3 separate regions of the Mus musculus genome follow, and regions 1 and 2 are each linked to region 3. The links are chromatin loops, found by intact Hi-C in ENCODE. Cell type or tissue: heart. All regions are shown on one strand. Each heading gives the region's core, and the rest is flanking DNA. Links, peaks and the distances in the headings are about the cores only. Region 1 overlaps Fat3 (FAT atypical cadherin 3). Region 2 has its middle 14 kb from the start of Gm35225. Region 3 holds the start of Fat3 (FAT atypical cadherin 3).

The links. Peaks named below come from ENCODE experiments on the same cell type or tissue, not always from the same donor. Only the 100,000 strongest peaks of a DNase experiment are listed, where the experiment ranks them.
Region 1: a loop joins it to region 3, with 2.4 times the contacts of the local background. A loop is called at or near these places in 2 of 42 quality-filtered maps.
Region 2: a loop joins it to region 3, with 2.8 times the contacts of the local background. A loop is called at or near these places in 2 of 42 quality-filtered maps.

What each region holds. Positions count from the first base shown.
Region 1 is chr9:16,437,484-16,448,300 of GRCm38, reverse strand. The region is part of intron 1 of Fat3 (FAT atypical cadherin 3); the gene reads left to right. Among named protein-coding and RNA genes, the nearest start is that of Fat3, 59 kb to the left of the region's middle. In heart, for the core only: no CTCF peak of the experiment used is centred there; no DNase peak of the experiment used is centred there.
Region 2 is chr9:15,679,708-15,690,524 of GRCm38, reverse strand. It overlaps the pseudogene Gm5119. Among named protein-coding and RNA genes, the nearest start is that of Gm35225, 14 kb to the right of the region's middle. In heart, for the core only: a CTCF peak has its summit at 5,133 (motif pointing left); no DNase peak of the experiment used is centred there.
Region 3 is chr9:16,497,475-16,508,291 of GRCm38, reverse strand. Fat3 (FAT atypical cadherin 3) reads left to right here and starts at 6,238. Exons shown (of 26, transcript NM_001080814.2): 1 at 6,238-6,419. In heart, for the core only: a CTCF peak has its summit at 6,128; a DNase peak (open chromatin) is centred at 6,031; H3K4me3 peaks cover 2,311 bases; H3K27ac peaks cover 1,706 bases; H3K27me3 peaks cover 520 bases.

The DNA.
Region 1 (10,817 bases), core at 4,295-6,794, 60 kb after region 3:
GTGGGATTTATTTTAAAAATCAGCCATCAATCTGGATGGTAGAAGTGTACTTTAATTCTAGCACTTGGGAGGCAGGGGCAGGTTTATCTCTGAGATTGAGGCCAGCATGGTCTACAAAATAAGTTCTAGAACATCTAGAGCTGTACAAAGAAACCCTGACTCAAAAACAAACAAACAAACAACACACCAAAGAGAATCATTTTTGATGAGGGGTGAGAGCTATACTTATTTATGGCCATAAAAACAAATAGGATGTATAGATTAGGAGTAATACTCCCTACACAGAGAAGAGCACACAATTTGGTTATCTAATACCATGTGGATGTGGTTGTGTGTGTGTGTGTTTTTGAATACAAATATACAAATTCATATATATATGTCACAATTAGTGAAAAAGAGATCACAAATTTGAAAGAGAACAGGAGGGCATATGGGAGAGGTTAGAAGGAGGAAAAGTAAGAAGGAAATGCTATAATTATTATTTACTCTCAAAAATAAAAGAAATGTTTATAAAAACCATCTACTAAGTCTTATAGATTCCAGAATCTTAATATGATTTGTATGTATCCTTTAAAATAATGTCAGGGATTTATTTTACTGAAGAGAGATTATGTGTTGTTTATTTGCTTGCATGCTTTTCATATGTTGGCTCAATTTTCTCTTGGAGGGGAGGAAGGAAGGATAGGGAGTCAAGGAGATGGAAAGTATCCTTTTTGTATCCCCACTAAACAATTAAAAATAATTGAGTTTGAGCATCTATTCTCATGTCTTGTACTCAGCAGCGAGGGGAGATGCCCAGCCAGTGCATCTTGGGTGCTGCAGCTGCGATGCCTCTTAGCTTACTCTGTTGAGCCATGATTCATTGACTTCAGCTTCTAAATAAAAATGTGGATGACTGCTTTTATTGTTTGTAAGAAGAAGAATCTAACTAATTATCTTATGCTACTGGTCTTATATAGAGTGCAGACATTATTGGGTAGAAAAACTTTAGTGATCACACAGTGCTATGGCTCCCCACTATGAGACAGTGATATCTATAGTTATTTCAGGGAATGCTGAGGTTGAATCCCTGACCTTTGCTGCTCTACACACAAATTGAGTGGAATGAATGTCATGATTTGGATAGTTTGTTTTTCCTTTAATATTCAAAACCTGTTGTAATTAGGTTTTAAAAGTATACCTTTTGTAATATAACATAGACACAATCATTTATGAAAGATCTAGCCACTACTTAAGGAATTGAGATCCAACCACCATGGGCCCTTTTCTACATGCTGCTATTGTTGTATCCAGATCATTGGTAGCTCCTGGACTATTGCAGGAGTCCTCACACGAGCCTCTTACCATCACTGTCACAAACATGACTTTCCTGTGTTCCAAATACAATTGTGCTCCTGTTTTCAGTAAACTGTTTCGGAGTCCCCATGGCTAGTGATCTGAGTTCATCTTTGTTAGTTCCCAGAGCTGTTTCTGCAGTTTGCAGACATGCACTCTCATACCAATTCATTGTGTCAGTAAAATACTTTCCCTAGTATTTTGTTTTTGTTTCTTAAAGCTCATCTCTATTTTATTAACAGTATCTTTCTTCTGACTTAATTATTCCTTTAGAGAGCTGTTTTCATTCAAATAAATTGTTATGTGCAAATATCCATTGCAATAGCCAAAAACAACAACCACACACACACACACAAACCTGAACAAAACCCTGTATTTTTTCAAGAACCTGAAATATAATATCTAACAATAAGAAAATCTGACCTGATCAATTGATCTGACCAGTACTGTGGAATACTTGTCTCTTCATCCACTCAAGGTCTCACTTATGCTAGGCTAGTACTCTACCACTAGGCTCCATTTCAACCGAGTACCATAGTATATCAGGAATTTATTCGATTTGTATTTCCACTGACTTTTGATATCCAAAGTGACTGTCTAAAATATACTATTATGTAAAGGTAATATAAAATGCAAAATGCATTGCCTTTTATATGTTTTAATGTTTGTAACTGTTTGGTTAAAGGAGAAGAGAGATTCCAGTCATCACTGGAAGGATTATGATGAAGTTAATAGTTAAATGGTGCATAAAGTTATAGGTGGTTTCTATTTTTCTTTATATTAGTATGAATAATTTTTTGTAAGTCTGCACAAGTATGGGTGTATTTTATCATCAAGAAACACAATTTTAATTAAGCACATGCTAATGAGTTCAAGGATGGCTCTGCTTGTGAGGTCTGCCAGGAACACCCTCATTGACCTCACAGCTCTTCTGCACTTCCACAGTCCAGTGCTTAACTTCTGCTGTGCTTTCATGATGGGTCTCCACTCTTCCTGGAGTATCTCTACCCATCTGTACTCATAGAATGATCTTAACCTGGACAGGGTAATTACATGAATTTTCTGAATAGCCTAACATCATTACTGCCCTTAAAGAGAGTGCTCAACCAATGAAATTCATGAGTAAGCTTTAAATGAAAGCTTTTCTGGAGATAGTCAGCTCCCTTTTTCTCTAATCGCTTATTGGTCCTCTGGGATACAGTGTCCACCTTCATAAGCTCTCAAACCTGGAAGAAATTATTGCATGTTTAGTTTACTAATTTTAATAGTATCTCGACATATTTACGGGTTCTGCATTTCAGATCTCCACATCCACCTTCTGACTTGTAAAATCTATGTCTTTAAACTCATGTTCAAATGCATCTTCTAATCTTATTTATTTAAAATGCAGAGAGTTTATATCTCTTTATCAGGATTTACAATCCCCTACATTATTAGTGATTATGGTCTTGTCGTTTCATTAAAAGACCTTAAATATTCTATAGTAGATACAGATCAGAATATGGTCCTTATATCACAAATGCAATATTTGGTTCACCAACTACACGGCTAAATTTCAAACAGACTTTAAGCATGATAAGCATAAAATAAAGTCTTCTTTAGGTGTCAGTCCTCAACAGTGGCTCACGCAGCCTGTCAATCACTAACATCGTGTAAATGCCTTTCCTTACATCATCAATTTTGAGTAATTTTTTCTATACTTAGGCCTATTCTACCAAGGAAATTCAAAATAGAAATTTTTCTTTAATCAGGAGTTTCCTGATTTTATTTTGATCCTATTGCTCTATAGGCAGCATTACCATCAGACACATTAAAGACTAATCTTTATGAATGTCATCTGTGTTTTTGAGTAGATACTGGTTGTGGAATAATAAAAAAGGATGGAGTTTTCCTCTTAAGTAGTAGAGGACTAAATGAATACTATATACAAAGCACTGTGCAAAGATCCCAGCTAAGTGAGAGGTGCTTGAGCATGGCTTCTGGCTCACAGAACTCTTCTCAGCGTCAAGCATAAAGCACATTATCTGTTGGCATAATGGACATGTGCTCTTCTTGGTGAGAGAAGTACAGTACTGATGCTGATTGGAATGAACTTGAGATATAAAAGATGTGAAATCTCTAGTTACATTCTTACATTTTTTTTTTTTTCAGAAAATTGAAGTAGGAGAGCCTGGTCTTGAAACATAGACAATGCCTAGGATGCAGAAGGAAAAATCATACAGACTGTGTGGCTAGCTGGGACATAAAAACAAAAGTCAGACAAGAAAGGATGGATTTGAGGATGATAAAGAAGCCATTTGCCCATTGCATAGGAGGGTGGCAGATAGGGTGGCATATCTGGATCATGCTTGTGTCTGCTGAGCCTAAAATCAGGAGGCAGGTCATGGGAAAGGTAATATGAGGAGGAACTGAAGGCAAGGAGAGGAAAAGAAAGCTCACCAAAGAATCTATTGTAATCAGCCAGCTGGGATTGGTTGTTTTTTTTGTTTTTGTTTTTGTTTGTTTGTTTGTTTGTTTGTCAAGACAGGCTTTCTCTGTATAGCCCTGGCTACCCTGGAACTCACTTTGTAGACCAAGCTGGCCTCAAACTCAGAAACCCGCCTGCCTCTGCCTCTGCCTCTGCCTCTGCCTCTGCCTCTGCCTCTGCCTCTGCCTCTGCCTCTGCCTCTGCCTCTGCCTCTGCCTCTGCCTCTGCCTCTGCCTCTGCCTCTGCCTCTGCCTCTGCCTCTTCGAGTGCTGGGATTAAAGGCATGTGCCACCACGCCCAGCTCAGCTGGGATTTTAAAGGGCCACCTTTGCTGACTATGGGTGTGACTGTCTGGTGTCTGAGAGTTCACAACACAAAGTACTGTGCTGTGAATCTTGAACCTAGCAGATCTTGACTTCTGTTTCTGTTTCCTAGCTCACAAAGCAGGACTTCATACTTGGGATGGGCATGTCTTTACTCAGTGCTTAGAAATTATGACCAGATCTATGCTGAATATTAATTTCTGATGGGAAAGAGGATAATCCCAACAGTGAGTGGTCTGCATGTTTTATAACCGCTGAATTGATCCTAAGTTTACAATGTACTTTAAGTTTGTAAAGTGAGACTTTGAAGTAAGCATCTTTGTTACCAAGATGCAAAACTTGAAGCCATAGCAGCTGGATGATTTCTGCACCAACAGGAAACCAATAATTTCAAGGTCTGGAGGGGGAACCTGTTCTTCGACACCTACTTTTGTAAAAGTCCGAGTTCTGTGCCATGCTGCAGTGCAGCACAGTTCTGTCTACACCAGGAGCAATCCTGCTTCCTTGTTACACAGGCTTGAAACCCCCCACTCCCCCCACCCCAGAATATGTCTTACCACTAGCCGCTGCATTTCCCTTGAAGCACGGTGTATCGGAGGCTTGCTGCAGTGACGTACTTTGCTCGGAATTCGGAAGGCATTTGAGTGTTTCACCTGACACGGAGGCTGAGCATTATAAAGTTCATCATTCAAATATTTGACACCGAACTGCCACCCTCAGAATTAAACCTTAAATCATTTTTTCTGAGGCACCCTAGGTGCTATGACAGCCACATAAGCCAGGTTCTCTTCTGACACTGGTTTGTGACACCTCCGAGATTCATACTCATTAGTCTCCTGGTTTGGGGTTCAGAGAGGATTTTGCTAGCAACTCCAGAAATGCCCAGAGTCCCGAATCTAGCTTATTTGCAGTTTTTACAGCTAATGATGGTCTTTCTTTTCACTTGAAGCAGTTTCTGGCTTCACCTGTATTTCAGAAGCCGCTAAGCAGAGCCATTCTCCTATCTCTTTATCCCACAGACTATTATGCCAATATGGCTTAATAGATTTGAACCTGACCCACACCTTTTGTTCAAGTACTTTAAGGTCTACATGAGTGACAGCTGTCAAAGACACTATCACGCCAGGGACATCAGAAGCTGGATGCCTTTCCTGAGCCACCCAAGCAAATGATATTCTTTGTTTTGTTTCCGAGGACTCAATTTCTTGGGTCTTTATTAGATCTGATATTCTTATGTATTGTGGTTTGATTCTTAAATACTTCTAAGAGATTTCTGGGAGCTTGGAACAAAATTGTCCTCATCCACCTCTATCTCCCCAGGACCAAACATAACCAAGTTGCTCCCTGTCAAAGTGTGCCATGAGTGAGAAAACACGGAGCTGGGTGCAGAATAACTAAGTCCACATGGTCCATTAGGAGAGCAGTGGAGGAGGTACTGTCTACCCGGGCTCTGATGGTAGACACTGATGTCAGGAGGCAAACCCGTTTTGCATACAGCACATTCAGCATGGCCTCTGTAAACTCGAGGACGGCACCCCTTGGGTGGGGGACAAGGTTCACAGAGAGGAAAGCAGAAATTGTGTTGGAAATGGAATACAAGGTTTGATAGGAGGCAATGAATATCCACGCTTGTTTCTGTTCACTGGCCTTTGTTCAACTGTAAAGGCTCCATCTCTTAGTTTTACAGTATATGACAGGTGAGGAGGTCATAAAAGAATCTTGTCCTGAGGGACAAAACATGGAAAGTTCTTTGTGAAGCAGAAGAACTGTAGGGGATAGGAAGCCAGGCGGTTCAGTTTTGTACATAAAACTCACGTCGGGTCAGTGTTTGGGCACAGCACATGTTCACAAACCCTAGGTTTGATGTTTTTAAAGATGAATTCTGCAGAGTCTGAGGACAACAAGGTTGCTCTTCCAATACAATCTCTGTATTGCTTCCCGTACAGTACCTCAAAGACAGTTCTGGGGACACTGGCTGGCCAATGCTCTCCTCTGAACAGGAGTATGGCTTGCTGCTTCTTTTGTTTTGCTGGAGCTGAGAGCAGTGCTGGCATGTGGATGAGCCTCTATAAATATCTTCTGAGTAGAATTGAATTCCTGAAATGTAGCCAAAGACACTATCACCTCCGGGACAGCAGAAGCCGGAGTCTTTGTCTAGCTTGATGTTCGATGCTTATAGCTAATGGATGATAGAATTTTCTATTTGGAAAATGGCACCACAGACATCATTTCTGCAGCTCATGCACAGAGAAGGAACAGAAGTGAGCTGAGACACGGGAGGACAGTGCCTGCTTTCAGTGGTCATCTCTTGGGCACAGACTGAGGGTGTTCATGAGAACTGAGGGTGCATGCTGAGGACAGGAGCTTGATATCCTCCATTTTTGATTAGGGTGAAGAGGGAGAATGGAACATATTTAAGATGGCCTGCTTGTGATTGGCATGCACGGTGATGAGGAAACAACTCCTGAACATAGACGTTCCTCTATTGATTTTCCTGCTCACACTCACATTGTATGCACAGGTTTTAAAAAGGTAAAAAAGTAGTTGGTACTGACATTCTATTATAATTATTGATGTTATTTTTATATATATTTTAAATATATATATATATATATATATATATATATATATATATATATATATATATATTTCTAGGGTGGAAATAAACCAGGTCTGGAGTGTATATTGACATGAGGACTAGGACATTGGGCAGCTCAATTGTCGTCTGTCAAGTGCTGAACTTGATAGAGCCATACAATGACAGTGCTCTCCATTCCTGCTGCTTCAGAGAAGTCTTCAGAGAAGCACACTCCAGTGTCAAATCATCCTGTGACATCTGGGGACATCCAGTTGGGTTTTTTCTGTTCTTAGGAAATAATCTGTCTCAGCCAAAATTGAAATTATCGCCTTTATGCTCGGAGAAAAACAATCATCTTGGCAGAAGAATCTTGTAGCTGTTCCTTCCTTTTTTCCCTCTGCATTTCTTGCTCTGTCTCAAAAGGAGAACATTCATATGTTTTTACGTCAGGGCCAAAACTAAGAAAATGTTGGTTTTTTTTTTCAGTCAATTATGTATCTGTACTTTATACCAAGACAGTGCATACTGAAGTCTATGTCCTGTTTTCTAGAATATTTTTCCTGCCTTACCAAGCTCCCCTCACAAAGATGTGACGGGCAGGATGGCAGTCAGGGGGGAAAGCGCTTGACAACCACCCTGAATGTCACAGTTCGCGCTTTTTCCCCAAGAGAGGATAGGCAGAAACTGCTGCCTAACAACTGCATCTCCTTCCCCTCCCTGGAGACTGAGAAAATTCCCTTCTCTTTCAGCCCCAGGCTGTGGATTAGACATGACTCCTAATGGAACCCCCCCCAACTTTGTCAAGGGTAATAACAACTCTGGTAAAGCATTGTCATTCCAGCTGCTGACTTATTGCAAAATTCCGTATGCAGGGTCTGTGGGCTGAAAACTTCAAGGTTCAAGTCGTTTTTATTGACTTCCAGGCAGACAATCACAGTGCCAGGGTTTTTGCTTATTCCAAATTTCATATCGTCAAAGCCTGGATCATCTAGCAATGAGTAATGGATATGAATGTTGAGATTCTGGAAATAGCTTTTCTCAGCTTTCTTAAACACACAACAGAAGAAACACACTCCGTTTGCTCACCCAGCCTTTTGTGTAACCAGGACATGGTAACTTAGCGGAATGGATTGCATTATTCAAATGTGGAATGAGATTGTGTGTGTGTGTGTGTGTGTGTGTGTGTGTGTGTGTGTGTGTGTGTGTAGCTGTTACCTTGAATGAACATACTTGAATTAGCAATAGGCTTTGATAACTGGTTTATTTGGAAAAGCACCACAGCTCCCTTGTTTTAATAATACATACCATGCCTAAGACATGGTTAAGGGCACTTTGCTGTAATGGCAGAATGGGGGAATTCTAGCTGTTGCCAGACATCTCTCAGTGTGCACTAAGAGCTCATTTGCCTTTTGCTATTAGGGCTGTGGCAGTTGCCAGAGAGAGTCTCTCCCGGCGCTTGATGTTATATCCCAGGAATGTAGCCTGAAATATTCAATAAATCAAACTGTGGCACCTGCTTGGATGGTCCCTCCTCCTTCAGCTAATGACAACATGTGAAGAATTCTTATTGCAGCTCAGATCTTACACTCGGAGAAGTTGCCCTTTGAGCCTATTCTGTAAATAGTGATTAACTGCAAACCTTCAATTTCAGTATTCTATCACCCATATCAGTGCCTGGGTGCCAGAGAAAAATGCCTTCCCTTGTATAGCAGAACTTTAAACAGTGGGCTCTTAGCAAGGAGACAAAAATAGGTTTCCTATTGTTCAAATGAGTGTTTTAAGTGCTTTGCAGGTGTATCTTGGAGAATGGAGGTATTTATATTTAATGAGGAGAACTGAAGAATAAAAAACAATCATAGCCTTGGAGAATTGAAGATCAAAGCTTTCTTCATTAAGAAACAAATGAAGGCCTTAGTCCTAGGAGCTGGTGAATTCATTAATTTTTAATAGAGGGGTAGGCTATAATGGTAATTTAATTCTTTGGGGAGAAGGTCATTTAGGTGGTGTTTAAGCATCCAGGTGTGGTTTGGAGTAAAGACCTGCTGTGATATCTAAGGTGGGAAGTGTGCATCACAGGTGAGGAACTTGTTTCAAGCTCCGAAGTCTTTCAGAGCTGTTGATTTTACACAGGGTGACACGTTATGTTTCTGTTGTCTTTTGTTCTCCTTGTGGAGCTGAGTTTCCCACCTTGCTGTTTCAACCAGAGGCGCTATTGCCAGTAAGAGTCATATATAGAAATAAGAAGGCGCTAGAAGTCCTCTGGCTGTTCTTCTGTTCCATGATCTTCCTGGCTGGGGAAATGTCCCCTGACCTTTGCACAGTGTAATGCACTTCTTTGAGGACCTCTTGTGGGTGCTTTCTTTCTTTTATTTGCCCATCAGAAGGTGAGGGATTTATTGAAGAAGAAATTTCTTTTCTCCAGATGTTGGCTCCATGAGATAGTGGGGCTGCTCAGAATTGTTACAGGTCATGAAGGGCAGCTCTTCCAAAGTTCATCTGTGCTATGAACTAACTGTGCCAGGATGTCATCAAATTAAGGACAGTGGCATTAACCAAAGCAGACAGGGGAAGGGATATGTTCTATGCACAGGACAAGTGCAGAGCAAGTGGGTGATAACACAGACTTGTAGATTGAGGACTATATGCACATAAAGGAGTGAGTACACATGGAGTGAGCATGAACTGAGTGTCATGTGTTCTAATCTCTACACAGGAGGCAAACACACACAGATCCATGGGGTTCTGTAGTCAACCAGCTTTGCCTACTCTGGAAACTTTATGCAAGTAAGCTACACACATACACACTCACCAGAAAGTGAATTTTTAAACCAGTAAGATATAAAAATTTAAGAACAGACTAGTGCAATTCACAGAACTAACCTAGAATAGAGTTTTGGCCATTAGCAATGAAGGCAGAAAATAAGGAATTATTGATGAAAAAGTGTGGCATCTTAGTTGGGCAGAATAGTCTGATCTAAAGGTCTGCTGTGTGACTAGCTTATCCTCAAATACTCAACAAGGAAAGATCGGCTGCTTTGATGCCTTGGTTTAGGGATAAGGAAAATGACTCAGAGTGATGAGGAGACATCCCCATAGCCATCAACCAATAAGAGCAAGCTTGCTTCCTGCACTTCCTTTCCTCTAGCTCTGAATGGTGGTGCACACTCTATCCACTACTGTGTCCTCGCTCATCAACCCATTGCTGCAGTACTTTTATGCATCTACAGGCATTTTATTCTGGATTGCAGCCCTTCGGTGTAACCCAGCTTTAGAGATACATGAAGGACAGACACTGTGTAAACTGCAGGAACTGAGAACTTCTAAGGACCCTGACATGTGCCTGTGAGGATTCAAAACATTTTGCAAGGGTGTGAGCATCCAAATCAAGGTTTACTGAGACACATGTAGCTGTTTGGTGACAGATTGCTAAGCCTGATTTGGAAAAACAAAACAGCTTCCCATGGCAAGGGCTTCATTTGCATTCCCTGTGAATGTGCTGAGAACTCCCCTTTAGAACCTGGGGTTTGAACAATAAACCACTGTATGCTTCGGTCCCTGTTTGGGAGCTCCCCGTTGGCTTGAGGTCAGAGGGCCAGGTTGGATCTTAATGCAGAATTATGCCAGGCTGTGAAAACAATTGCTTACATCATCGCCTTTCTGATCGAACCAAGAATGTCTGCTCTCAGAGTCACTCCCATTGTGATGCAATGCACGTCTTGGCTAGCAGTTTAAAAGCTTCCAGTTTTTGAAGGGTTAGGTAGGATGATGCCAGTGATTGTATGAGTTCTGCTGATCTGTTTTTCTTGCTTCTAATCCCTGTCTAACATCCTCTGTTTTCTACATAGGAAGCAGAGCCTATGCCTTTCTCCTGGGTAGCTTCTTCAATGGATGTCTGAATTCAACATGTCCAAATGGACCTCTAATTCCTCCCTCCTTACATTTTTTGCATTTCAATAAATATCTGCTTCATCATCTTTCCAAGACACCTCCACTGTGTGTGTGTGTGTGTGCTCGCGCACATACTTGCACGTGTGTGTGTGTGTCTGTGTGCTCTTTTGTTTTCAACTCTTGAACAAATCCTGTGATCCTATCTTTGGGATATTCCCAAGTATAA
Region 2 (10,817 bases), core at 3,608-6,107, 820 kb after region 3:
CCTCAGGTAGAGATGGACAAGAAATGTCTGTCCAGAAATACACTGTCTAAAGAGTTTATTGTGTCTTTATAGACTATATAACTGAAGAGATAGGGTGTCTAGTATAATCAAACTTTGTCTTATTGAGATAAATAGATGGCAATGTAGAAAGAAAAAGTTTCCAGAAATAAATGTTGACCAGATCCATAATGGAGGGACGAGTGCTCATGGTAGATTCCTTGAAGTGTCAGACAAGAAAATGCATAGGATCAGAGGCTGTGGACACAGGAAGATGCTCAGCCAGGAAGGGCATTTCCTCAGCACTGCTGCCTTGCATTCTTAAAGACGCTAGCTTTTAGTGTGGCTAGGTGTTTGTGCTGTGGAAGGCAGAAGTCAGACACTAGCTCACTTAAACAGAAAACTGGTCAGTGCCTGAGGACTTTGGGCAGTTAGGAATTCATACATGAAGTCAGCGCCACCCTGCAGAGCATGTTTCCCTGTATTACAGGAACTTGAGGGGGCAGATATCAGGGCTGGAGGTGACAGAGGAATGTCACAGCTCAGCTCTGTCCCCAGCTCTGTGACTGAGAAGGAGGAGTGTGGCTGGATAGCAGTACTTTCCGGTAAGGGAGCCTTGTACCCACTGCTGTAGACTGAGGAGAGGTCTCGAGGTTTAAGGAATAGCTTGGGACTTGAGAGAAGGCTCAGCAGCTACAAGCACTTGCTGCTTCATCAGAGCTCTGGGTTGGGTTCTGGGCACCACGTGGTTCGCAGCCATTTGCAACACCAGTTCCAAAGGACTGGATTCCTGTGTGCTCTTTACTTATCTGTTGCTCTTGTTTTGTTTTTGAGATAATATCACATGGCCTGGTCTGGCCTCACACTCACCGTGTAGTTGAAGATGACTTTGAATTCCTGTTTCCTCGCCTTCTACCATTCAAGTGCTGGAATTACAGGTGTGAGATACCACACAAGATTGAGGAGGCTAGGAATGGAAGTCAGGGCTTCCTGCATGTGCACGAAGTACTCTACCAACTAAGCCATATCCCCAGCCCCAAAATAAATTCTTGAAAGAGAAAAAAAAATTGTCCATAGACTCTCAAGAATTGTCTGTAATGAAATGAATGACTTTGGCTGAGAAAACCATGCATAGGTAAGAAAGAAATGTGATGGGTTAGGGAGGTGTGGGGATAAAACAGAAATGGACACAGAAGTGACATTATCAATGCCCAGGGTGGCACTCTTTCAGAGACAAAGAGACCCAGCCAGTGTGTGCTGCCAGGATGAGGACCTTCTCCAGCTGACAATGTCTCTCTCTCTCTCTCTCTCTCTCTCTCTCTCTCTCTGTGTGTGTGTGTGTGTGTGTGTGTGTGTGTGTGTGTGTGTGTGTACAATGTTACTAGTATGTATGTATATTTTCAGGGTTCACCGTTTGGCACTGAACAGCCAATTTTTGTGCTCTTCCCCAGGACAAGACCACATGTCTTACTCCCAGCTTTCCTCAATTGTCTGTAGTCCTTTGTGTAGGCTTGACACCTCATGGGCTTCTCCTCATCAATTTAGCAAGTTCCCTGGTGTCCTCCTGGTCCAGCTCACATTTGGGAAGTCATTTTGGAGAGACTTTATGGCTGTAGCTTCTGATGTTACCAGGAGACACATTTTAAACACTCCAGAGTCCCCAGTCTGGGGACTAGCCCTTCCCAGAGCTGAGAAGGATCTTCCCACAGCATCCCTCATCACAAACCTTGGTCCCTTCCCTGTAGGTGTACTCACAGTGACACTGGAAAAAAACCTGTCTTTCTACACTGCTCCCTTGGGCTCAAGAACAAATACAGTTTCTAAAATGTCTTTCTCCATCATTTGTACTAGGGACATCAATTAACTTTCAAAGATACAGTAATGGAGAACAGTAGCCATGACTGCTGACCATGTGACACAGTCAGAGCTGCGCATTTCATAGATGGGCTCAAAATGCTGTCAGCTTTCCAGCTACGCCTCTGAGTCCTGTGCTAACAGCCTTGGTGCAAATCTTTAACCTCTTCTGCCCCAGCAGTGCAGTCACCCAAGGATCCAGGTTTAGGTCTGGCCCTGAGCCACAGGCCCTTCTCAGCCATGGATGTCCCCACTCATGGCAGCAGAGTGCACAATGACCCAGTTGACTCCAAACCAGAGAGCCGGTGTCCCTTACCTTTCACAACCATAACTTCTGTGGAGGTTGGGCATTTCACTCTTGTGGGTGGTAGGAGCCCCAGATCTGTTACTAAATTGTACTAAGCACTCAGTTTCCCTTTTCCATGTCCTTCTTTTTCAGGATAGCCAGTGTCTTAGCACCCTGATGCACCCAAGAAGTAAATCTGTTAAAGTTATCTCGGTACTGTTTTTCACAATTTGGAAAAAAAATAAAAAAGTCTTTAAAATGATCAAACTCCCTCCAAATCTGGTCACTGTCATTAAGATGACAGTGGCAAGTATCTGTCTGAGTGCCCCCGGAATGATCCTTGAATGTTCTTGTCATGTGGAGCAGCCTGCCTGGCCCGATGGAAGAAGTCAAGCACCCCCACTCTCTAGCTGCCCACTTGCCGTGCTCTGCCGAGGACCTCCCCAGCTTTAACTCTGAAAGTTCCTCATCCATGAAAACCCCCAGTCCTGGGAAAACTGAGACCACTTCTAAAGAATTTAAGATTTCTCAAGCTATGGGCGAGGCTCCAGGGAGTCTACGAGGGTGCCTCTAGCTGAGGCTTCTAGTGGAGGGAGATAGAGAGCCTGAAGAGCCTACCTCCTGTAGACAAGCAAGACACCAAGACGAGGGATAAGAACACTAATCCACTCACGAAACTTTCAACCCAAACTGTGTCCTGCCTATAAAAAGTTCAGGGATAAAGGTATTGTAGAGACCGAGGGAATGGCCAACCAATAACTGGCCCAATTTCAGATCCACTTCATGTGCAAGAACCAATCCCTGACACTGTTAGTGATACTCTGTTACGCTTGTAGACAGGAGTCCAGCATGGCTGCCCTGAGAGGCTCCACCTAGTAGCTGACTGAAACAGACGCAGAGACCCATAGCCAAACATTAGACAGAGCTCAGAAGTCTTGAGAAAGAGTTGGGAGGAAGGATTGAGGGACCCAAAGAGGACAGGGACTCCACAAGAAGACCAGCAGAGTCAACTAACCTGGACTCCTGGGGGTTCTGAACAACCAAGGGACTGAACAACCAACCAAAGAACATACAAGGGCTGGACTCAGCCCCACCTCCCAACACATATGAAACAGATGTGCAACTTGGTTGTCATGTGGGTCTCCCAACAACTAGAGCAGGGGCTTACCCTGACTCTGTTGCCTGCCTGTGGACCCTGTTCCCCAAACTGGACTACTTTGTCTGACCTCAGCACCAGAAAGGGAACATGATAGAATGATGATCTCGTGCAATACTCTCTCTCTCTCTCTCTCTCTCTCTCTCTCTCTCTCTCTCTCACACACACACACACACACACACACACACACACAAGCATTTACACACTAAGTGCAGGAAGAAAATATCCTAGAACTTTAGGCTTTGTTGTAGTTTAGAAATACCTTGTCTCCAATCGATTTCTGTACTTGAAGCTTTATCTCCGATGTGGTGAGATTAATATGGCAGAGCATCTAAAAGGTGTCTTGTATAATCCCAGCAGGAGACGCTGAGAACAGAGAGTCCAAGGTCAATCTACACAGCAAGGGTCTAGGGCTACCAAACAAAATGTTTTTCTTTAAAAAATGAAGAAAGAAGGGAAGGAAAGAGGGAGAGAGAAGAGGTGAGAAGGGATGGAGGGAAGAAGTGGAAGAAAAGAAGAAAGGGAGGGGTGGAGGCAGGGAGGAAAAGAGGGGTGGAGGCAGGGAGGAAAAGAGGGATGGAGGCAGGGAGGAAGGGAGGGGTGGAGGCAGGGAGGAAGGGAGGGGTGGAGGCAGGGAGGAAGGGAGGGGTAGAGGCAGGGAGAAAAGCAAGGGTGGAGGAAGGGAGGGGTGGAGGCAGGGAGGAAGGGAGGGGTGGAGGCAGGGAGGAAGGGAGGGGTGGAAGCAGGGAGGAAGGGAGGGGTGGAGGCAGGGAGGAAGGGAGGGGTGGAGGAAGGGAGGGGTGGAGGCAGGGAGGAAGGGGATGTTGAGCTTAACCAAATGTCATCAGTCATGGGCAGCGAGAACCCTTGAGTGGATGGCTTCATGCTGCCTCTCAGGTCTTTGGGGACAAGGTCTATTGTCTTGAGTGGCTTATTGCCCCTACACACTTGCCTCTGGTTCTTCACATCTGCTTAGGACCTTTTCAGTGTCCTTGTTGCAATGAATTTATTTACCCAGGAAGCCCTTGTTACCAAAATTGTTAACCAAATAAACTTTTTTCTTAAGTGTTATCCAGAAACACTCCAGGATCCTACCCAAGCATCAAATAGACTAAGACAGACCCTAAGATATTCAAAAATTTTAAATCAATATTGGAAATGCGTTGACATAACTTTGAGTTATCATGAGTAATCATGATCTTTTGTTTACCAAAATGAATTCAAGCATCTTTTGACAAGAACCAACCGACAGGCCAGCCCTGGCTTCTCATGTGCTTAAGGGAATAACATTGTGAACGCGAAGATACAGGTCCTGAAAAATACCAATTATCCCTGAAAACCACCCCTAAAATTCTTGAAGAGGACTCTGGACTTAGCTGCTATATCATGCTCAAGCAAACCCTACTCTCCGCCGAAGCAGGATTAGAAGGCTGCAATGCATGGGTCAGGTACTCCATTTTGGTTCAGGAGGGATCAGGAGCAGGCTTCGCTCTTCATTCATGGAGGGCTTGAGTCCTAGAGATTCTCAAAGATGTAGTGGCAGGAGCCTTGCACGGTCCTGACAAATAGCAAACGCTTTGTGAATACTAATTCCCCACTATTTCTTTAATGGATACAGGTGTTTCTATAAGTTCTAGTGACAGAGTATAAAACATTAAGATCTACTTTTTAAATCTAGAGTTAGTTGTCTCGGGATAGTAGTTACAGCACCTCATGGCATATATCACAGTCTCAATATGCTATACCCTTCAGGGTGTCAGGCCCCACCACCCTCAGAAGTCTCTCTCCAGCCCAGGCCGGAGAGTGATGGTTAACAATGCTGTGGGCTTTGCTGCCCCCTTGTGGGAAGTTGAATTATTACTAACTGAGCTAAGAACAATTGCAGACGTCTGCTGATAGCAGAGGTCTGTGTGAGGTTGAATACAAAATGCAGCAAGTTCCCTGCGAGCTGCCCAGTTACAAACCCACAGATGTAGAGAACATTCCTTAGTAACCTGGTCACTGAAACAAGTCTGAGGCACTGAGCCTTTGACTGGTAACTTTTAGACAGATGCTTGCTACTGTAATTCCTGACAGGAAGGAACAGTGCCTACTCAAAAAAATAAAAATAAAAATAAATCACCCTAGCCAGTTAATCACATTTGCCATGTTTTCAATCATAATTTCTTACCTTATTTTTGGAAGGACTTATGCAGTGGCGTACATTTTAAAGTGGCGTACATTGTTCTTCTCATGAAGAACAATGCATCTTGGAGCTGGAGGGGTTAGGGACACTCCACCTCCTGAGTTCTTAGCCTGGTCCCTTGGATGCTGTGGTGGGATCATCAGGAAAGACCTTAGAATAGACAGTATATCTGTTGCCTTTCCTATTACTGTGTTAAAATACCCTGAAAAAAGCAAGGAGACAGGTATTTGTCTCACAGTTCAAAGGTATACAGTCATCACTGAGGGGACCTTGCAGTTATATTGCTTCCATAGTTAGATGATGAATGTTTCCAATCAGCTCATTTTGTCCTTCTTATTCAGCCTGTCCTGTGGAGCAGAGCTGCTTACAGCAGCCCAGTCACCCACCTCAAACTAATCATGACAACCCACCAACGACCTGCTCAGAGTTAGCGTAATTCAGAGAATCCCTCACAGGTGTGACTCGAGACTTGACATTACAGGGATTCTGGATCCTGCCTGGTTGACAGTCGGTCAATATTAACCATCACTGAAGGTAACGGCTCTGCATGTTTAAAATGTCTGCTCGCCTAGATTGGAAAGTAGAGATGAAAATGAGGTTTCTGTAAAAGTCAGCTTGATGGCTGATGAGTTTCTTGAAGTTACTTACAGGTGCATGGGTAGCTCACAGGCAGCTCCACTGCCCAGAGGTCCCTGTCAGCTTACAGGCAGTCACATCACCAAACAGTCCCAGCCCGGTGCTTTACAGCCTCTGTGTCCTCTCTAAGGAAAGGGGACCGGGAAGGATGTCATTAATGCCCCTGAGCCCTGAGCCTCGTGAGCCTTCCACCTCCCTCCACAGGGAAACCTTACAGACCCAATCTCATGAGCATCTCCTCAGGTGGTCAGCGCTGCTCTGATTCAAGAGCAAGAAAAACACAGAACAAGCTCAGCAATATATGTATCTACTACTTTCAATTTCTTTGAAGTAATTATTTCAACCTGTCACTTGTCACTTTAGGCTACTGTTAAATGTTCTTCCCTTTTCATTTATGTATGTGTCCATTCATGTGCACCACATGTGTGATCCCCAGGAGCTAGAATTACGGGTGGTCATGAGCTGACATGAGTGTGCTGAGAGCCGGCCCTGGGTCCAAGTGTTCATATATATATATACATATATATATATATATATAATTTTATTACAAATTTTAAAAAATGCAGAATCCTAAAAAAATCTTTTTACTGGTAATACAGATTCTTATAAAGTTATTTTTGCTACCATAAGAAGTTAAACCATTAAATATTTAGAAACATTCAACATCAAAAGTTTTAAATCTAACTGTACGTTGTAGCCCCTGAAAAAGCTACAAACACGTTTTTAAAAGTATTTTCTCTACAAAGAATCTCATCAGCTACACAAAAATCTGTTCAGTTTTTATACTGAAGCTAATGTGCTTGAATTTCACATTCTTAGCAAAATAATTGCCTGAGCACAGATACTCCACACTTCATGACAGCCACTTATTCTTCCTCTTCCTCTTCCTCTTCCTCTTCTCCCTCTTCATCATCTTCCTCCTCCTCCTTCTCTTCCTCCTCCTCCTCTTCCTCCAGTCTTCTTCTTTGAGCCCACTGGCCTACCAGAACCCTTCTTTCCTGTTTCACTTTTGCCCTCGCCATGGTATGCAGCAATATCCTTTTCACATGTCTCCTTTAGTTTAGCTACTTTCTGCTCATTCAGTTGTTTATCTTTGGCAAATTGTTCAGACCACATCATACCCAGTTTCTTTGCAGTATCTCCAATAGACAGGCAAGGGTGTTCACTTTTGATTTTTGGGCAATGTTCAGAGCAAAACATAAAGAAGGCAGATGGCAGTCTCTTCAAAACATTTGGATCTTTTTTCTTTCCTGTCTTATCACCTTTGGGAGGAACATTGTTCTTCATCTCCCTGTCATAACCAGCTTTGTCGCTCTTGGCCAAATCTTCAAACTTCGACTTTTCGTTTGCAGACATGGTCTTCCATCTCTCGAAGCATTTCTTGGAGAACTCAGCGAAGTTAACCGACGAATCGGGATGCTTCTTCTTGTGCTCCTCCCAGCAGGTCTGCACGAAGAAGGCATACGAGGACATTTTGCCCCGTGGCTTGTTGGGGTCACCCTTGTCCATGGTGATGGCATGGCGTCTACCAAAAATTCTGCCCACCCTCTAAGGCCTCCTAAGTGGCCATGCAGAAGCTCTACAGACACACACACACACACACACACACACACACACACACACACACACACAGAGAGAGAGAGAGAGAGAGAGAGAGAGACTTGGGCCGCCAAGCCTGGGGACTCAGCTGATTCAAGAGCAAGTGTTTTTTTTTGTTTTGTTTTGTTTTGTTTTGTTTTGGTGCTCCAGTCCATAAAAAGTCCTTTCTTAATCCCACATTCTATAAACCTCTTTAATTTTCCCAACAGGAAACTCCATTTCTGGAAGACTCTACACTTGCTTGGCTGATCCTAAAATCCACAAAACATAGTTTGCAAGTTGCTGCACACACCCTTACTCCCAACACTGAATGTGTATGCTTCCGTTTGCTTTTACACTGGGAAAATGCCTCTTTCCAGACATAAGATTTAGGGATAGTGTGTTTCGAGTATACAGCAGAGCTTTGAAGTCTGCCAATTCATCACATGGCATTCTTTGATTTCAACAGTGTGTCAAAGTCAGCTATGCAAGCCTGCGGTGGGAGGTGGGAGGGGTGGGCCAGCAGGAGTCCAAGAGAAGACAGCCTTGCAGTGCAGAGAGAGGGAATGTGCCTTCTTCTGCCTGACTCCCTGGTCTGTACTGTACATGCACACTTACAAAAAGACCCTCTGCCCTTGCCTGGATGAGGCTGGGACAGCCAGAGGGAGGGGCCCCTGGAGTAGGTAAGCCTTTCCCTTCTACACAGTCACTACTCTCTCCAGCAGGAAGCTGGGCTTCCAAGCAGGCTTGGGTCTCAAGGATCCTAATCCTGACAGACACTAGGCAGACTGTCCTCATGGTGGCAGTGTGGCCTTAATTAGCAGCTGCTGGTACCTGCAGGACTGCAAAGATGCTCAACATGGCCTGCTGATGCTGGGCCTGCTGTGAGTGAATGCTGGTGTTTCTGAAGGACTCTGTTCCCAGTTCTTCAGACTAGTGTGTGTGTGTGTGTCACTTTATAACCTACTATACATAAAAGCTCAGGTACAGGGGGATACAAGATTTATCTTTGGTTTTAATAATTTATATTCTGCCCCAGGACCTGGGGTTTAAATGCCCAGTCAAAGAGAGGTGACTTGTTACTGCAGTCAGCACTGAGTGCTGCAGTGGTGGAAATGGAGGGTCACATAAAGCAAGACAAAGTCTTCAAATCTCATCTTAAACGTGGCTTCCATCCTAATTGCTGGCTCTGGCCCTTCAGTCGGGTTGTATGACCCTGTTCTGTGGCACCTCAGTTCCCTGTGTGTCTCTCTTTTTTTTTTTTTCCTGTGTGTCTCTCTTATGTTATTGTTCCTTGATTCGCTTTTTCATTTCCTTCCAGATGGAACAAGATGCTCTGACAGGAGGGGCTTCTGTCCAGTCCCGAATCACATCCCCAGCATCCATCATTAAAGTTGTGCTTATGGTAGGAAGCTCATAAACGCTACTGAATGAAGGGGAATGAGGGTTCCATAGTGCCTGCAGCACACACACACGCACACACACACACACACACACACACACTGTCTGTATTTTTCTAAACCAAAGAAAAATATCAGTTTACCAAGCTTTTGGCTCCTAAAGGCCATACCAAAGTTCTATGGCAAGTACCCCTGGGGAAGTGAGAAGGAAAGGCCTGCAGCCCTCCCACTGTCTCCTTTACAGGGGAGCTGCGAGCTGTCCTTGCCAGTTGGGCCATTGTGCTGCCCAGATTATACCAGCACCTGTCTCCAGTATTGCTCTGCCCTGCCTGCTGCACCTCTCATCTCAAAACTGCCCACCAGGAGTGTCTCACTGCTAAGTGAGGCCCAGAGTACACAGGTGCCCTGCCCTCCCCTGTCCCTGGAAAGACACCTCCAGGTCAGGCCACTCCAAGGTTAGCCCCTCTGCTCAATCTCTCCACCCGAGCACCTCTGTGATTCTTCTTGTATGGGAAGAGAGGGGAAAAGATTTCCAAAAGAACACTGGCTGATTGGCAGCTTCAAAAAAGCAAGCACCAGCTGGCCCTGCAAACCCTTCCTATAATAAACAGATGTGTGTCTTTGAGAGGACGCTTTCCAAGATACTTCTGTGTTTCTGTCTTCAAGTAACCAAGCTGCAAGGTGATAAGAATTTAGAAATTCAGAACTTACTTTGAGTCTCAGAAAATGGTCATGCACCACATAATGACATTTTAATCAACAACAACCAATAGGTTGTGCTCCATTACCATCATAATGGAGCTAAAAAATAGCTACCCTTGTGACTTTCATTTCTATGTTTAATATGTTTAGATACACAAATACTTGACATGGCTTATAGTCTACACAATAGCATACAAACCAGGTTTGTAGCCTGGAAGTAATGGTCTGCACTACACAGATCAAGAGTGTAGCGAACTTTACTTCAAAGACCAGTGCAGTGAGCAACACCTCTGAGACGAGGAATACAGCAGACTTTACCTCAGAGATCATAGGTGCAGTGGACTTTACCTCAGAGACAAGGGGTGACTTGACAGGAATACAGCAGACTTTACCTTAGAGACCATAGGTGCAGTGGACTTTACCTCAGAGACCAGGGGTGACTTGACAGGAATACAGTAGACTTTACCTCAGAGATCATAGGTGCAGTGGACTTTACCTCAGAGACCAGGGGTGACTTGGACTTTACCTCAGAGACCAGAGGTACAGTGGATTTTACTCAAAGACCAGGAGTGCAGTAAGATCCATATCAAAGACCAATGTATAGACTTTGCCACAGAGACCAAGTGTGTCATGTCAGAGGCTCTACCATTTGAAGTGTAAGAGTATTATGTAATGTTACCACAACAAAAATTTAGACAATGTGCATCTCAAGGTGGGTCCCAAAGTCAAACAGCTCATGACCATGCTTACATTCTATGAGACTTAATGAAGATCGTGTCTTTGAGATCTCCTTGGGAATGGAAGGCCTGTATAAACATAGAAGATTTTTATCATCAACTGGTGATTTCTGTATTCCTCAGCCAGAAAGATGACATGATAAATGACTTCTGGGGGCTATTCCAATTCTCCCATGATAGCGTTTTAGCTTTAAAAAAAATCATTCCGTAGCTCTCCATTAGTCTAGAAAGCACTGCTGTCCTTAAGAGGCACCCATCCGGGAGTTATCACATCTTTCTCTTTCAT
Region 3 (10,817 bases), core at 4,660-7,159:
AGGAAGGAAGGAAGGAAGGTGTCAATTGCTCTAATTTAAATTTTCTTTAATTTTTCAACAATATTTTGGAAATGCTTCTTCATTCTCTTTGGTTTTGTCTCCTCCCGCCATTTTAGTTGTATTTTTGTTTAACTTTGTGTAACAGTAATAAGGAAGAAAACAATGTCCTTCTTCTTCTTAGCTAGTACACACATTTTTCTCTGCATCCAGGATAGTTTTTGATAGGTACACTAGTGAAGGAGACATTGAAGTTAACATGTATGTGAGATGGGCAAATGGAAAGAGAGAATAGATTTAATTTCTTTGCAAAGATTTTAGGATGTCATTACCTCATTTTTAAATTTGCTTTGCAACTTTTCCTTTGGCAAAGGAACAAATCACACTCACAAGTCCACATGTGTTATCTTAAGCTCACAATGCTCCTTTGTAGAAAAATACTCCACATCTGGCCTTACTAAGCATGTTCACATAGCATATTACATTCATAATATATTCACTGAACTGAATTATAGGGACAAATAGCAAAAACCATGAATTTACAAAAAGAAAAAAGAAAAAAAAAGTTTGAAGACAATAACTTTGAATGGAAAGAATCCTCAAATTGGTTAAAGAAAAACAACTATATAAAAACATGTGAAGTTAATGAAGTAGGATACTCTGGTAAGGGAGAGCATTTCTCCTTGCAGTATTATGTCAAAGTATGGAATAAGGACACCCCTAATTATCTCTTATTATCATCAGTCATGGGTAATGTTGAATTTAACTCATGAGTAAAATAGGGAAGGAATGAAGTGCTCAATCCACTAGAGTAGTTATGGTAATTCAACCATCCAAATCACTCAAGCCACAGCCCCTGTCAATGGTACATTACTCTATAACATCTTTTGGTAAATTATGATTTCTAAATCAACCCAAGATCCATGAGAGTAGGTAACTCATTATACCCCAGTGCTTAGCAGAGCAAGTACATAGCTGCTTAAAAATAATGTTTGAATGAGCAGATGAATCATTGAACTGAAAAAAATCAAAGGAAAGGAGGAATGCCTAAAAAAATGTAAGATTGTATGAGATTAAATGGCTGCTACTGCATGTATTGCTCTACTGGACAAAGTAAAGGGAGAGTTGTAGCCCAAGATGGATATATAAAAAAAATCAAGAATAATGTCAGATGGTAAGAAATTCGTTAGAGAAGATTCAAGTTAGGTATAGCCAACTATGGCTTGGGTGCTTTTTGAAAATAAGGACTGGGCTGCATCAACTTTAGCATAAGTGAGTGCTGAATGCTCAGCTCTATAAGGCAGCATGGGCATCAGCCTCTTCCCAATGATGGAGGGAATGTCACAGTAAAGCAGGGCAGATAGATTAGAAGAGCTAGAGAATGAGGAGGATCACTGTGAAGCACTGTCTGCTACATACGATGTGGCCAATGTCATTATGAACACGTAGCAGCTGTGACTACCTGAAAGTGACCTGTATATGCACACATGTGCACATACACCACACACACACATGGAAGTAGGAGAGGATTAATTGGAAACAAAAAAAGAGGATCCTGGAGTATTCAGAAGGAGATAAGAGAGGATGGTGTAGTGAATAGTGTCACAATGAGTTGCATACATGTGTGAAACAACCAAAAAAATGTAAAGGTTAGTTAAATGGCATGTTCAATAAAAGGGTGTGATGTGCCCATATATTTGCTGGTATAAGAGATATCTATAACATGTAGTACAAGGATTGGTGGAGAATCTAGAAAAAAGACAGTGCTTTAGAATTACAACCTCCTGCATTCCCATAAAGCTGCAGTGGCCTACATCCTTCAACCACTAAATGTTCTACCATCTCCCAAGTCCACACCAGAAGCAAGGGACTCAGCCTGTGGGGGATTCTTCACATTCAATCTGCAATACACAATGTAACATGATTTTATTTGGTCCCAAAAGTAATGTTAAAGTCATCTGTGCTTGATTTAGTACTTCAAGGGAAGGACATTCTTCCACCTTCCTGAATAGCCATCTAGTTATCAAAATATCTTTTAAATAAAACCATAATTCAGTGTTTTCTGACTTAACAGTACAAGAGGCATCACCTCAGATGACATACTGAACAAATCTTCATGAACATAGAGACAAACTCAATGAGATGAACAGATCGGGGTAGAACATGAGAGAGAGAGAGAGAGAGAGAGAAAGAGAGAGAGAGAGAGAGAGAGAGAGAGAGAGAGAGAGAGAGAGAGAGAGAACTTATCACTGAGAAGTCTGTAAATACATAGAAAGTTGGGGATATATGTATTCCTAAGTACTATATACATATGTTATATATGTGAATTATGAATATATATGTTCATGCATTATATTCAAATGACACTTTGAATCATAATCTGTCAGTTGCATAGAGTAAGAAGATGATTGTGAATGGCCATCTATATATTAGCTTGGAATTGCCAGAGCAGAGTGTGACAAGACTTACTGAAGAGGCTTGAGACATGGAGAGGATTAGAAAGATGGCTCAGTGCTTCAGATCTCTTGCTCACAGATAATCTACCTCAGTTCTGAGCTTTCCTGTCAGGGCAGGAAACTTACAACTGCCTCCATCTCCAAGGGATCTGATGTCCTGGGGCACATATACAAATATGTACACGTACATATAAATAAAAATAAATCTGAAGTAGAAATTTCTGCTTTCTTAGCAACTCAGTTATATTATATGATGTTTTTCTAGAAATTGTTTTGTAAAAAATCATGTAATATTTTACTGAAAACAGGCATTTGAGAGGACATGTGATGTTTAGAAAGAATACATAGAATTCCACGTACGGCCACAGGATCCACTTGCATTGCTGTGCTGTGTAATGTTTTCCTGGACTTCATTGGTCTTTGCTAGTCTTAGTTGGTGTTTGTTGGTCTTCACTTTGTAGATAGAAAGGAACCAAAGAACTTCTCATGGTATTGTGACGGGTTCTGGCTGCTTCTTCTGACTTGTGCTTTTATTTATTTACTCTATCTACCTATTTATCTATCTATCTATCATCTATCTATCTATCTATCTATCTATCTATCTATCTGCCTATCTATTTACTTATTTGCTGACTATGCCACCACTACTGATTTGGGTTTACTGTTTGGTGTTTGCTATTGAACTGGATTGCTGGTATCCTGACAACAAAGGCTGGAATTGCACCAAGAAACTACTTCTAAACAGGTTCACAAAAGCCTTTCATATTAACCTTTTCCGCCTCCCTCTGATCAGTGGGTTAGAAAAGAAGATGATGTGTTCAAGAACCCTAAATAAAGTAGGTTTTGAAGAAGAAAAAAAAATACCTAAGCCTACTTAATTTTAAAGCCTTTTCATTGGAATATTTTTGGAGTGTAAGTGTGATCCCAGGAGCACATGGAGGTCAGAGAGCCAGGAACAACTGAAAGGCAAGTTTGTACAGCCAAGCTGATGACTGCTTCTTGCAGCAAGACCAACCCAGAAGCCATGTGGAACATTATCTGCCTCCCCCGTCTGTGGCAGAGTCATGCATATCGCTAAACACTCCCAAGTCTTGTTCACTGAAGATTTCTCAGTGTCTAAACTCCTACATATCTAGGTTTCCACGTATATGGACACCTCAATAGACCCTTGGTGAGGAGTGAGCTACAAGAGTGGATCAGGGCTCAGTACTATTAGTATAGCTTGCAAGAATCCAGTTGAGCAAGTTGTTCAGTAGTCTAAAGGAAGAGATAAGGCCCAGAGGAGGTGGAGTGGGACCTCAGAAGTATGATAAAGCAGGTGACATGAGTATATATTTCTGGCTTTTCAGTTAGTGCTCTCTTCTATGTTGTTAGCAAGTCTTATAGAGACTTTTCATGCTTTCTTCCCTTGTCTAATTTTTGACTATTTAATATATTTATCCACTACACTGGGATTTGTACAGGGTACCGTGGGTGAAAATTTAAGAATTATAAATCTTTTTGGTTCATTCATTAAGTTCATAGCTTTGTCAACAATGTGACCACAATATCACAGGTTCGTAGTAGATTATGTTATAAAGAAATAGATGTTTTTCTGATATCAACAAGTATTATACCAAAGGGTGTCCCACTGAATAAACCATTCGGCAATATTGCAGAGTCATTTTCCCCTAGGTTGCCATGGCCCGTTTCTGCCCTGGGAGTAGAGACTGTTTACTTTACTACCTACACTCTGCCTGAAGGCAGGAGGTAGAGAGTTAGACAGATTTCTGCACTTAGGCGTGAAGTGCCTCTGAGGCCTAAGAAAGTCTTTGGAGGGGTTGGACTCCCACCACATCCTTGCATCTTCAGTTACCTGGCCAGCTTCCCAGGAAGGAGGTGGAAGATGGCCTGTCCTGCTGCCAACACCAACTCCCTGTGCATCCCAGGAGCCATCCAGCCAGCAGCTGACTCTCCCAGTCTTCCCACAGAAGCACTAGAATGTAAAATGCTTGAATCACTAAAATCTTTGATGCAATACTAACAACCTTGGGTCAGTCACAAGGAATACACCATACCAGGAGCATATTTATATGGCAATAAATTTTTAATGCCCTAAGAAAGTGTTTGAATAAAAATAAAATCAGAATAGAATTATGCAAAGGACATAATTGGAGAGCAGGTAACTTTTCTTCTGGCCTTTCTGACTGTGAAGCCCTGGACAGCATCATGCTTCTGTCCTGGAATTAGTTGATGTATGGCTAGCTGTCAGTATTCCTTAGTATTTCCATTAAATGCTCAAGGCAAGCAAGCGGAGCATGCAGAGTGCTTTATGGGGCAGTCAAGGCAGTGCAGAGGCTGCAGAAGGCTTTCAAGGGGGAACCGCCCACCTACTGAAAGTGGAGGGCTTTTCAGATCCTTAAGGCCCCAGGCTTGGGAGAGGAAGACCAAAAAGGCAAATTCTAGTAACTCTTCAAAGGGTGTGACTGAGCACAGAGACTTTAAGGAGAGACAGACTCTGCTCCTGGAAGGGAAATTCAGGAATCAAGAAAAGGAGCAAATTTATCTCTACAGCATGTCTGCGGAAGCATCTCTCTTGGAGTTACTGCTCGGTCCCAGAGTTCCAGAGAAGCTGCCTGGGAGTGGGCACCCTAGGAACCCCCTGGGGTGAAAGCCTGCTTTAGACAGACGTGATTTGCTGTGCAGCAGTGGGGGTTGGGTGGAGGCTGGCGCTGGCCCAGGTTTACCGGGGCTGGCCGTTAGTTAGGAATGTTTCAGAGCTCACAGGCAAGGAACATAGGCTGAAGTGTAGCTCTACTGAAGCAGTGTGGGTGGGGTGGGGTGGGGTGGGGTGCCATGAATCCTCAGACTTGTGAGGATGATCCAGAAGTAAAAGGACCTAGAGGGCACACCGGTTGGTATTGCTAATCACCTGGCTCCCCTGAGACTGTTCACTCATTCCTGTTCTGAATGTCTTCACATCCCACCGTGTTTCAGACTGGGTGGGGGTGATGAGTCATGTTACTTTTTAGTCTGATTCTCTCCCACACAAAGGTGATCCCAGTGATCTGAAAATGCGTGGGAAAGAAATGCGAGTCCCGGGTGGGCAGCAGGAGGTACAGCGTTTGATAGCCGTGCCCACTGTGCTTCAAAGTAGCCTGAGGAGCTTGGGTAAAACCATGTTGGTCTCATTGTGCCTCGGTTTCCTCATCTGGTCCAGAGAAGTCTAGTGTATTCTAGGCAGCAGGCTGAAGAGCAGAGCAGAGCAGAGCAGAGCAGAGCAGAGCAGAGCAGAGCAGAGCAGAGCAGAGCAGAGCAGAGACGATTGAGTGTGGTGTGTGCGCGCTCTCTGAAAACGTCAGTCTGACTTTGGTGCGTTCTTCCAGCCACGCTAGAAGTGGAGGATGCCTAGGCTCTAAAATTAGTCCAGCTTCCAGGCGAGGCGCCCTTAGCGTCCTCCTGCTGACCGCCGGGTCTCCCTGCCCCCCTTTCCCTCCCCTTCTCTTCGTGTGGCGCTCGGAGATCTCTGGTCATCCCCCACCCCCATCCCCCGGAGGACGCGGCTCTGCGGGAGGGAGGAGAATACAGCGAAGCTAGGGGTTTGGCAGTGCGGCGGCGGCCGCCGCGAAGAAGAACCCGGTACCTCTCCACCGCCAGCAGTAGCGGTGCAAGCTGACTAGAGCAGACGCGAGAACCGCTCCCCCCGGCAGGCTGCGCTGTGATCTGGGCTGCGCGTTGGGACCTCGCTCCCGGGTTCCCCACCCCTCCCGCCGCCATCCTCCTCCGACTCCCCTCCTCCGCCGCCAACCCGCAGCAGTGGCGGCGTCCTGAGCGCCTAGCGCCTCCGCTCGCCGCCCTAGCCTCAGCCGGGAGCACGCGGCGAGCACTGCGGCGGAGGCGGCGGGGTGGCCAGCTCGCCCCTAGACTTGAAAGGAAGACCACGGAGGACTCGTCGGGTGCAGGGGCGCATCGCTGACCAAGGCAAGGGTGCGTGAGGATTTTTAGCATGCTTATTTGGGTGCATGGTGCACTGGCTGGGGTGCACCTTTCTCAGAACAGCCTCAGCAACCTGGTTACAGAGAGGCTGTGATGGGTGCTCCGGAAAGCTAAAGCTCTCAGAGAGAGTGGGGGGAAACTTTTCACCTTGTAAAGTTCCTGCCTGGGCGCTGCCTGGAGCTGTGGTCATTACCGCTACCAGCTGGAACCCAGGGAGACAGCCCTGCGGCAGGAGCCAGGAAATGGCACCGGAGTTGGTTAAGTTTAGGGCTAGCAATAAGAGGAGGGCGATCTTTCGGGTCTGTACATGCAGCTCTGGGTCCTCACTGAGCTTTGGCCGTTGGCTGCAGGTGGATGATATCAGGCGGCGATTCCGCTGGGTAGCTGGCGCTTGCAGCACTCAGTAGGAAGAGGGGCAGATGCCGATGGATGCACTTGCAGGACCCAGAGGCGCAAGTTGGGTGCATGCTAGAGGAGGCTATGAGCGGAGCAAAGAGCCCAGCCTCCACTTCCACGGTGCAGGAAGGGTAGCCTAGAATGTTCGCCTGCCCCTGCATACTATGTCTGAGTCTTGGGTTGTGAAAGGTTCTAAATGACAGCCGACTTTGAACTGGTGCGACAGTTTAGCCGAGAAGCCAGGAAAGGATTTCTGTTGTTTTGACGGGAGATGGACCCGACTGCTTTGGGAGAACGCATGATTTTTGGCGGGCGTCAGAACTGACCGTGCTATTTGAAAAGAGAATAGCGGTAGTCTGATCATCCCAGGGATGCCGAACAGCCCTTGCGGCTCCTCGTGGGCACGTTGAGGGCGCACTGTTCGCCGCCCCGAGTTCTTTCCGGAAGGTGTGGAAAAGAAACCATTGGCTCACCGGAGTGCAGTTGGGGATCTTAGGGAGCTGGCTGGGGGTGACAGAGGTGGACTGGACAGATTTCGCGTGGCGCTTGGTGAGCGAGAGGACTTGACCAGCTGGGGTCGCTGAGCTAAAATGCATCGGGCCGGGCTGGAGAAAGGTGGCGAGCCCGGGTCTTTTTGGCAGTATAATGCGGTCACTGTTTCTCCCCCAGCAGACTCTTGTCTCGTGTGTTTTCGGAAGTGTTTAAACATTGTCCAAGATTAGACTTTGCGGAAAGCAACTTTTGTTGCTGTCCTCTGCCCGGCTCTTGGGAGCTGTGGTGCGCTCGGAGAGAGGGTGAGATGCAGAGGGCCGGGTGTTGCCGGACGCTCTAAAGGCACAGCTCTTGGCTCTTGCTACCAGAGGAAAGGGGGCGCTCCTAGATGTGCATGCTGGTGATAGCACCCACCTTGAGGTACAATAACGAGCAAGCTCGGCAATGAGAGTACCCATAAATGAACGTGAAGGTAGACTACACAGGCAGTGAAGATGCGGAGGTGGCTGGGAGTCTCCCAGAAGCAAGAAGCTATGGAATGTGGAACCGAGGGCAGCCAATGGCTCTAGTCTCCCTGAAGGAGACCCACTTCGCCGCCGCTTGCTCTCGGGTCCTGGATCTTGGTGGGGGTATTCCAGAATCCTAGGCACAGAGGCTGGAGTGAGGGACACTGGGCTAGGCTGAGGGTGGGAGAATCCTTTCTCTGCCTTCGCCTCTTCCCCGCCCCCAGACTTTGGCGCGTTTACTTCCAAGTTGGATCCCACTTCCATTTACAAGTGTCAGACAAACCGCGCCAAGCACCCGCTCAGCCAGATGGGGGAGGGCGCGGGGCGGGAGCTGTGAGCCCACCGGGGTCGGCTCCGGAACGGCTCTCCGGAGTGCTTTCCTAGCTTTTAGGCCTTGATGTTTAAAAGGTATATAAAAGAAAACTGCAAAGCCCATAGCACTCGTGTACACTCGCGTACCAGCCTTTTATCCTCCTTCCATCGACACATTCATTTTCTGGCCCCACGCTTGCATTTTCAAAAGCGAGTTTGGGCAATGGGGGGAGGGGCGAGAAGCTGGCCGCCAGTCCACCTCTGTGGCTTTGAGCTCTGGGCTTTGTTGCCAGGATTTGATTGCGCCCGGGCCGAGTTTAAAAAAAAAAAAAAATGTAGAAAGACAAAACAGGCCAGACACACTGCAGGCGAAGCTGCCTTGATTCGGGCCATGGAAAGGGAGAACTGCCATCCAGGAATTGAGGACCCAGAGGCCGGCATCCCAGAGAGCATAGGCTCTCTCGCTGCTGCAAGAGCCCAACTCTGGGTTACCCGATGCTTGAGTGGGGGCGGGGATGGGAAGTGGGGGAGGAAGTTCAGTCTGATGTGGAGATTGAATCTCATCAGAAAGAAAGGGAGGAGATGGGAGAAAGGGAGAAAGAAGGAGAAGACATAGAGAAATAAAAATGATAAGCGATCTTAAAATGTGCCGATCATCGACGGCTTCTTCTCCACACCGAGCCTCTTCCCTTTTTTTTTTTCATTATTATTAAAAATTGAACAATTGCACATGGAGAATTAAAGAGTAAATTTAAAAGGCATGCAAGGTAAACAGGGCACCAAAAGACAAAGAGTTTCTTAAATGTATAATAACTTCTCCTCGATATGACTTTAATGTAGTAGGGTTGGTGTGTGTGATGAGTTCAATTGTCTTTTTTTTTTTTTTTTTTTTTTTTTCCTTAGCATTGGATAGGGAGTCAAGTTGCTTTCGAGAAATAAAGCAAATAATTAAAACCAGTTAGATCAGGAGTCCCCATTGTTGTCTCTGGAATTTGGACAATGAATGGTGTTGGAATGTGTTTCTATGCCCTGTGCAACCGGGGGGAGAAAGTTCCCAGGACTGTCCATGTTATAACGTCTTCATATCTGAGCCACACAAAACTCCACGTGAGAGACAGCTGGCTGAGAGATCAGAGATTGCTAAGCTGCTGAGCTGGCTCCAGCTCTCCTCACTGCAGGCTTTTCACAGCCAGTGTTTGTTGACCAGTGACTGGCTTTCCAGCCTTGTCTCCATCAGCTCTCTGCCTCTCTCAATTTTTATTTATTCTGGTTTCTGGCAGAGACATTTTGGGAATTTTTAGGTAGTCAGGATCCAGTCAGTCTGTTAAGTAGCAATTATATTTGTGCTGAGCTACTAAGGAATAAAACGAGTAGCAACAAACGGGGGATGTGAGTGGGGTGCCCACTGACCTGTGTGTTGTGTGGGTATTTTGCTAACTCACAGCTGTTTGTAAAGCAAGGATTCTTACTGCTCACATACGAACAGTTGAAGGTCTGTTAATCATACCTGCATACTTCCCATGCTGGGGGAAGGAACTGCTCTTAATCTAGAAAGTGAGTTATGTCAAATAGAAAGAAATAGGCAACCACCATTCCAGAGGATTATTCAATCATAACCCACAAATTACTGACCAACAACCTGCTATCCTCTTTTCTTGGAGTTAGGACGGGTGTTTCTCTGTGCCTTGGATTTGTCCAGGCCAGTGATGGAAAGAGGGGAAGCATACTAGTGGGGATGTCTGGTGTTTCCCTCGGTGTTACCTCCAGTGTTGTCCTGCTGCAAGAACATTGAGTAGAATTCATCTCCTGGGCTCAGGCAGGGCTGCTCCTTTATATTAAGTTTTCTCATTGCAAAAGTGGTATTGGTGAACCCTGTCTTTGCTGACTGAAGAGACACTAGGATTGGAAAGAGAACGTAAAATAAAGGTACCTTCAGATGTGCGTAGTCCCAGCACTCAGGCTATGGTGGCAAGATCAGAAACTGAAGATTACTCTAGAGTCCAAAGTAAGTTACAGGATACTCGTCCAGCCTGACACACATAAAACCCAACCTGATCTCAAAAAGTGGGGAACTAATAAACTCCAGGGGAAAGATGAGTTTTCTGACCAGTGTCTCCTTTCAGAAGTCTACAGATGTTCATATGCTTATCAACACTGAAGGGAGGAACATGGATAGCTCAGTTGCTTACTAAGAAAATGTCTAAAATTTTATCTGCCTGCAATTTATTCCTTTTCCTTCCTTTTTCCCCCTTACTGTTGATTATCCATTTCTCCAAATTGTGAGAGCTGAGGACATGAAGACCCACAATGTGACACTCTTCTTGGACAGACTGGAGATGAAAACCTTTTCTTTGGGTGGACTCATTTGACTGCACTGATATTTCAAGCCCAGCAATTTCTCTGAGTATCTTCTCATCTTATAAGTTTTCTCCCCACTGACTCCTTTCTCTGTTCTTCAAGAATAACTTTAGAGAAGTTGGTTCTTAAAAACACTCATCGTAATACCACAGATTGAATCTACTGAGAAGACATTGAGAACTTGCTTGTGGGTTGAACTCTTCTGGTTTAGCTTTTGACTGTTAGGTACTCATAAAGTAACAAATGACTCATTAAGGCAATTATGTATTCAGGTGGAATTTCCAAGTCAATGTCAGTTGCAGCCTCTTCCACCATAGGAGCTCTC